2 separate regions of the Homo sapiens genome follow, and region 1 is linked to region 2. Evidence: chromatin contacts called from ENCODE Hi-C or POLR2A ChIA-PET data. All regions are on one chromosome and are shown on one strand. Each heading gives the region's core, a stretch centred on a gene start or an enhancer-like site at or near the end of the contact. The rest is flanking DNA. Distances are from core to core; before and after follow the strand shown. Region 1 holds the start of PGAM2 (phosphoglycerate mutase 2). Region 2 overlaps CAMK2B (calcium/calmodulin dependent protein kinase II beta).

Region 1 (2,943 bases), core at 143-2,642, 190 kb after region 2:
TGCCAGAGCCTGGTCCTCAGTCATGTTTAGTTGGGCTAGTGAATCAACTCTTGGTCAAAGGGACAAAAGCAGATGAGGAGATGTGGCTTCAATCAGGATCAGTGTGGAACAGTGAGACCTGCGCATGGCACTGCTAGGAGGGATGGGTTCCACCTGCCAGCCTTGGGGGTCCTGGCAGCCGACAGGACTTTGCCCACTGGGACTTGTCTGCCAACCTTTGGGTACAGAGCCTTAGCTTCACAGGCCCCAAGCCAGGAGCCCCTCCCCAGGTAGGCCAGCAGGGATGGAGGGAGGCCTGTCGAGGGTTTCTTGCACACTCAGATCCAAGTCTCAGAGTGGTGGTCCCTCTGCTGGCCTCTCACCTACCCGCTCCTGTTATCAGAAGTGTCGCAGGTGACAGTGTGGTCACTGGGGTGGGAGGAAATGGGAGGCCCTGGATGGGGCCCATGCCCAAGGGTCTGGCCATGGCCCCTTCATTAGGGCCCCAATTGTGACTTTATTGCTCATAGTCTCTTCCCTGCCTTGGTGGCTCTCATCCCCCAAACCTGAATGCAGAAGTCTTGGTCCTAGACTCAACTCCGTGCCACCCTTCAGCCTACGTTGTGGGTTCCTGCTAAGCTGAGCATTTACCTAACAATCAAGACTTCTGACAGTCCTCAGTCCTGCCCCCAAACCCCCTTGGATTTCTCTTTTTCAAGGTGGTTTCGGCTAGGAGAGTGAGCGTGGCTTGGGTGAGGGCAGATAGGGTGGGAGCATGGGGCATGTATGGATGAGACCTTGACAAAGGGACCCCGGAGGAAAGACAGGGGCCCTTTCCCCCTTTGTCCTGGAAACCCGGCTCAGCCCCAGCCCTTGCCCATTCTGCTGCTGCTGCCTGGTACCTTCCACAAGGCCAGACTCCTCTCCACAAAGCTGTGGTCTGCACCAGCTCCTCTGGCTCTCCTCCTCTGCCTGCTGAGGGCCGCCTCCTAGCCTGGCTGCCAATCACAGGAGAAAGGGGTTGGGATTTTGTTTGTGCCTCTGTCTGAGCAGAGAATGGCTGATAGGCCACTGAGCGTTGCCCTGGAGAGCCCCTCTGTCCCTGCTATCCCCATCTCCCCTGGCCCAGACTTCTGCCCTTCACGCCCATCCCTGACCAGCAGCCCCACTCAGTCTGGGCTCTGGGTGCCAGCTGGTTATAGACATGCCACCTGAACCCAGGCCAGGAGCTGGTGGATGCGTGGGGCTATTTTAAGCACAGCCTCTTGGCCTGCACACTCCCCTGGCCCCCAGCCCCCAGCAGCTCAGCTACTGGTCACCTGCCACCGCCTGGAATGCTGATTGGCAGTTGGCTGGGGTGGGTGGGGGCTGGGAAGACACTATTATAAAGCTGGGAGTGTTGGGAAGCAGCCGTCCCCGTCCAGAGTCCTCTGTGGTCCCTGCTGCCACCATGGCCACTCACCGCCTCGTGATGGTCCGGCACGGCGAGAGCACATGGAACCAGGAGAACCGTTTCTGTGGCTGGTTCGATGCAGAGCTGAGTGAAAAGGGGACCGAGGAGGCCAAGCGGGGAGCCAAGGCCATCAAGGATGCCAAGATGGAGTTTGACATCTGCTACACGTCAGTGCTGAAGCGGGCCATCCGCACCCTCTGGGCCATCCTGGACGGCACGGACCAGATGTGGCTGCCTGTGGTGCGCACTTGGCGCCTCAATGAGCGGCATTACGGGGGCCTCACAGGCCTCAACAAGGCAGAAACGGCCGCCAAGCACGGGGAGGAGCAGGTGAAGATCTGGAGGCGCTCCTTCGACATCCCGCCGCCCCCGATGGACGAGAAGCACCCCTACTACAACTCCATTAGCAAGGTGGGCTGCCTTTGCTGGGAAGGCCTCTGGGAAGCTGCAGAGTGGGGAGTCGGGTGGGGGCCCACTGGCTTGGGAGGGAAAGCAGCGTGCCTGTGTCCCCCAGGAGCGTCGGTACGCAGGCCTGAAGCCCGGGGAACTCCCCACCTGCGAGAGCCTCAAGGACACCATTGCCCGGGCCCTGCCCTTCTGGAACGAGGAGATTGTTCCCCAGATCAAGGCCGGCAAGCGAGTGCTCATTGCAGCCCACGGGAACAGCCTGCGGGGCATTGTCAAGCACCTGGAAGGTGAGGCCACCTTCAGGAGCCTGGGCAGGGTGGGTGGGCAGCAGCCCCAGCTGGCTTCTCATCTCAGCAAAGTCTCTCGCCCATGGACCAGGCTTTCTAGGCGTGGGGCTCCACATCATTCACTGAAAAAGGAGGGCTGAGAAGCCATTTTTTAGTTTTGTGAAATTTTCCCCATTTCTGTGTAACTGGGACACACTCCACAGGGGCTGACTGCACTCGAAGCTCGCTGTGTCCCGAGGTGGGGCAGGCTCCAAAGGTGGCATCTGCCAAGGGACACCCAGCTAGGAAACGGAAGGGCTGGGCTTAGAGCATCTGGCTCCAAATCCCAACTTACTGTGGGGCCCTGGACAAGCCACCTCCATCTCTGGGCCTCTCCCTTTTCCGGGGTGGTGGGGAGCTCCCCCTGGTACTGAATTCCTCTTGATGTAGGCTTGGACCCCTCGCAGGGCCCTCCCCCATCAGGTCCTCAGAATCCCTGCATGAGCTTCACCACCTATCTCCCTCTGGAGCCCCTCTCTGGGCAAAGGAAAGACCAATCAAAAGAGGGGTGCAGGACTATGGAGTGGCCAGACTCTGGGCTTGCAGCTGGGCTCCCACTGAAGAGCAAGGGCTGACAAATGGGCCCGGGATGCATGGGCGCAGTAAGGCCTCGCCCAGAGTGACTGGCACCTCCGCTCCGCCTCCCACCTTAGTATTCTGACACAAGGGCAGTCTAAATTAGCATCTGAATGACCTTAAAGCTTGTTGAGTCCTGGAAAGGCTAGAAGGGTGTGCCCCAGACCTCCTGCTCCTAGGGCCGTTGGGCAGTTGGCCAGA
Region 2 (3,149 bases), core at 567-3,066:
TTGCTTGCTTTGTGCTGAAATCACTCACTGTTCCCTCGCCTCTTCATCCGCTTGTTCATTCATCACATCCTGACCAGCTCCTGCCCTGCGCCAGGCAGAGTTCCAGGGCCAGGCACGCTTCACATAGATTGTCATGGGAAGTTGTGCAAGGAGGAAGGAGGGAATGATGGTGGTCCATCCTGCTGACCATGCCAGCTCTGGAATTGGAGCTCAGGGCCCAAAATTTTGGATGATGTTGCATCAGGCAGGGACCCTGCCACCAGCCTGTGCTGGCAGGACACAGCGGAGACACAGAGCCTGAAGGCAGAAGGCAGCCCTGGGAAGACCCAGGGTGAATAATGAGTGGTTTTTGTCCCAGCTTCTCCTCATGTGGAGCTGCACGGCAGCTCCTTTCTGGGGTTTGGAGGTGTGAGCTCCTCCTGTTGATCTCCGTGGTGTTTGGGAGCAGCTGAGGCCCAGGCTGGGACCAAAAGGACCTGGTCTCTCTCTGGCAGAAGGAGACAGGTGACCAGACTGGCAGCGGAGGGTGAGGCACTGGCAGCTGAGGGCAGTGGCACTGCCCTGAGGCCCTGTGGGTGCTCGCTGGGTGGCCAGCTGGCCCGCAGGGCCCAAAGCACTCTGCTCAGCCCTGCCCTCTGGCCTGCCCACCCGGGCCCTACCCAGCCCGATCCTCTGGGCAGCCCTAGGGCTTACACCGCTGGTGGTGTGCCTGGACAGGTACGGAGGCAGGCAGGAGGTGTGTCCTGGGCTATTGCCAGCCCCTCATGGCTTCTCTGTCCCCACAGTGCGTCTCCACGACAGCATCTCCGAGGAGGGCTTCCACTACCTGGTCTTCGATCTGTAAGTTCCAGAGCTGGGGACTCTCGCTGCACTCACTCCCAGCCTTGGCTCAGGGTGGGATCTGCAGCCTCCCCAGCCCCAGGGAATAGTCCCTACCCGTGGGCTGGCCACTCCCTTGAGTGTGCTTCTGCTGCTGGTCCCCTTGCTCCAAGCTGTGCCCAGCCTAGCTTCCCTCGCCTCCCCTCATTTGCTTTGCACTAGGGTTACTGAGGCCCACAGAGGCAGGGCTGACATCCTGGACTCCCCCTCTCCTCCACACAGAACAGGGCACACTGGAGGCAGCGGGTGGGTGGACCCCAGAGGAATAGTCAGTCAGCAGCTGCATTCACCTTCCTTTCCTTGGTGCCCTCATCCCAGCTGGACTGGGGCACCACTGGCTGGCGTGAGTGCACATGTGTGTGTTTATGAGTGTGGCTGTGAAATGTGAGCACGTGCACCTGTATGTATGTGTGTGGGTGTTTGCACGTGGGGGCGCGTGAGCACATGAAATCAGGGTCCATATGGGTGGGGATGTGCATACATGTGCATGTGTATTGTGTGAATGTATGAGTGAGCGTGTGGAGGTGTGTGCATGTGGGTACGCTGGCACAAGTGTATGCATGCACGTTTGCATGTGTGTGCATGCATGTGTATGTGTGTGTTTGCATGAATGTGCATGTGTGAGTGTTTCATGAGTGCGTGTGCAGTAGCTCAGTGAGAAGGTGTCTGGGGCCGCTGCCGCCTCTCACTTCCTGCCGGATTTAGAAGCAGTGATCTCATCTCCCTCACTTTTGACAGTTCCTGCTAAGCAGCGCTATATTTAGCTGTCTGTGAGTCAGTGCTGTTCCAGGACCCTGACCTGGGCAAGGGCCCATAGGCCTTAGCCTGCCCCTGTGGCCTCCAGGCGGCCACACAGCCAGAGAAGCCCAGCCTTGGTGCTATTGCCATGGTTACCCCAGGCCCTCCCCATGGCTGCTGTGAGCGTGCAGGCCGAGCAGAGACAGGACACGCCTGCGTGGGGGCTGCCCTCTCAGCTCCTCCTTCCTCAAGTGACAGACGTCAGGCCATGGCACATGTAGGCCTGAGGAGGCCTCTGTCCATGTGAGGTTCTCTGGCCTAGAGAAGCTGAGACTGTCCCTGCAGGGGCTTGGCCACCTCTCAGGTTCCCCTGCATGTTCCACAAGACACCAACTCAAATCACCAGCCAGGTGACTGGGGCTGACCCAGGACACAGTTGCCACTGCCTGGCTGAGGCTGTGTCCTGAAACGTCTGTCCTGTGGCCCTGGGGAGCTGGCAGGCTTGCTGCCACACCTGTGTGCCCCAGCACACCTCCACCAGCCTCTTTTCCCAGGAAATGGAGACTGTGGGGTGGGGGGTGGTCCGATCCAGGGCCCTTGGTGGCCAACAGATGGCTGCATGTGTTACAGGAGCCGAGGAGGAGAAAGGGTGGTGTGTTCGTGCATGTGTGTGTGCCCATTTGAGAGACTCTCATGTCTCCCGCCTTGCCAAGCACATGCCAGGCAGGTGTCATTGGAGGCCCTGAGGCAGGCTGGGAAGAGGAGATTGGCTGGCGAGTCAGGAAGGACCCTCCATGTCTTCCCCACCAACCTCCATGGCCCCTGTGCCTCAGCCAGCCTCCAGGCCAGCAGAGGGCCGGGACAGCAGTTTCTGGAGTTGGCTGGCATTGCCCTCAGGAGGCCCTGAGGCCCCATAGTAGTTTGGGAACTCTGTGGATTCTGGGGGATTGACAGATATCCCCACTCCCCTTGCTTGGGAATGTCACAGGGCTTGAGAACCAGGCCTGGGAGTAGAGGGTCTCACACACACCTGCACGCCCAGAGGACAGAAGCTCCCATAGGCGCCATGGCTGAAGCCAAGAATCAGCCATGTGTCCCCCACAGCCTAAGGAAAGGGGGCCATGGAGTCATATGTGTGCCTTCCCGGACTGTGTCCCTCCTGGGCCAGCACTGAGTTTCCCAAACTCCCCACAGCAACCAACGTGGGTGGAGGAGCAAACTCCCTTCCCTGAAACTGAACCACTAGATGGCCCTGGCCAGGGAGTCCCAGGTGCCCACCAGCCCAAACTACAGCTTCCTGAGCACACAGAGCACACCAGAGGGCCTGCATCAGCCCTAGTGAGGCACCCCTTGGAGCGACTCTGGGCTGCAGCCCTGGCTCAAGACCGTAAGGCCTTTTAGCCACTGTTCTGTGCCTGGACTCGGCGTCTGCAGAGCCTAATCTGTGTTCAGTGTGTGCCAAGACCTAAACAGTTATAGCACAACACTGGGGCATGCCAGGCCCTTGCCTGGGCTAGATGTGGGTTTTGATC

The links. Hi-C counts contacts between places; a loop is a spot of excess contacts on that map. ChIA-PET counts read pairs that join two places held with the same protein, here RNA polymerase II (POLR2A). Pooled maps may share reads with other maps.
Region 1: a loop to region 2 is called in a pooled map, with 2.7 times the contacts of the local background. The contact joins the promoter of PGAM2 here to the enhancer-like site in region 2. A Hi-C loop is called at or near these places in 2 of 168 maps with a recorded cell type or tissue (ascending aorta and endothelial cell of umbilical vein) and 6 of 50 pooled maps. POLR2A ChIA-PET finds 5 or more read pairs at or near these places in 1 of 52 experiments (H1).

Annotation. Positions count from the first base shown.
Region 1 is chr7:44,064,016-44,066,958 of GRCh38, reverse strand. It overlaps PGAM2 (phosphoglycerate mutase 2), which reads left to right and starts at 1,392. Exons shown (of 3, transcript NM_000290.4): 1 at 1,392-1,843; 2 at 1,947-2,127. The coding sequence starts at 1,430. It overlaps DBNL (drebrin like), which reads right to left. Exons shown (of 13, transcript NM_001014436.3): 13 at 1-2,943. RefSeq lists a silencer at 376-445 and enhancers at 1,626-1,695, 1,756-1,805, 1,996-2,055, 2,700-2,809.
Region 2 is chr7:44,256,563-44,259,711 of GRCh38, reverse strand. CAMK2B (calcium/calmodulin dependent protein kinase II beta) reads left to right here. Exons shown (of 24, transcript NM_001220.5): 4 at 786-840. Among named protein-coding and RNA genes, the nearest start is that of YKT6, 57 kb to the right of the region's middle. RefSeq lists enhancers at 907-956, 1,837-1,916. Within about 2 kb of position 1,816, at least 25 of the 41 ENCODE cell types and tissues checked have a DNase peak (open chromatin) inside an H3K27ac peak, as active enhancers do; they include ascending aorta and endothelial cell of umbilical vein, where a contact is called at or near this core.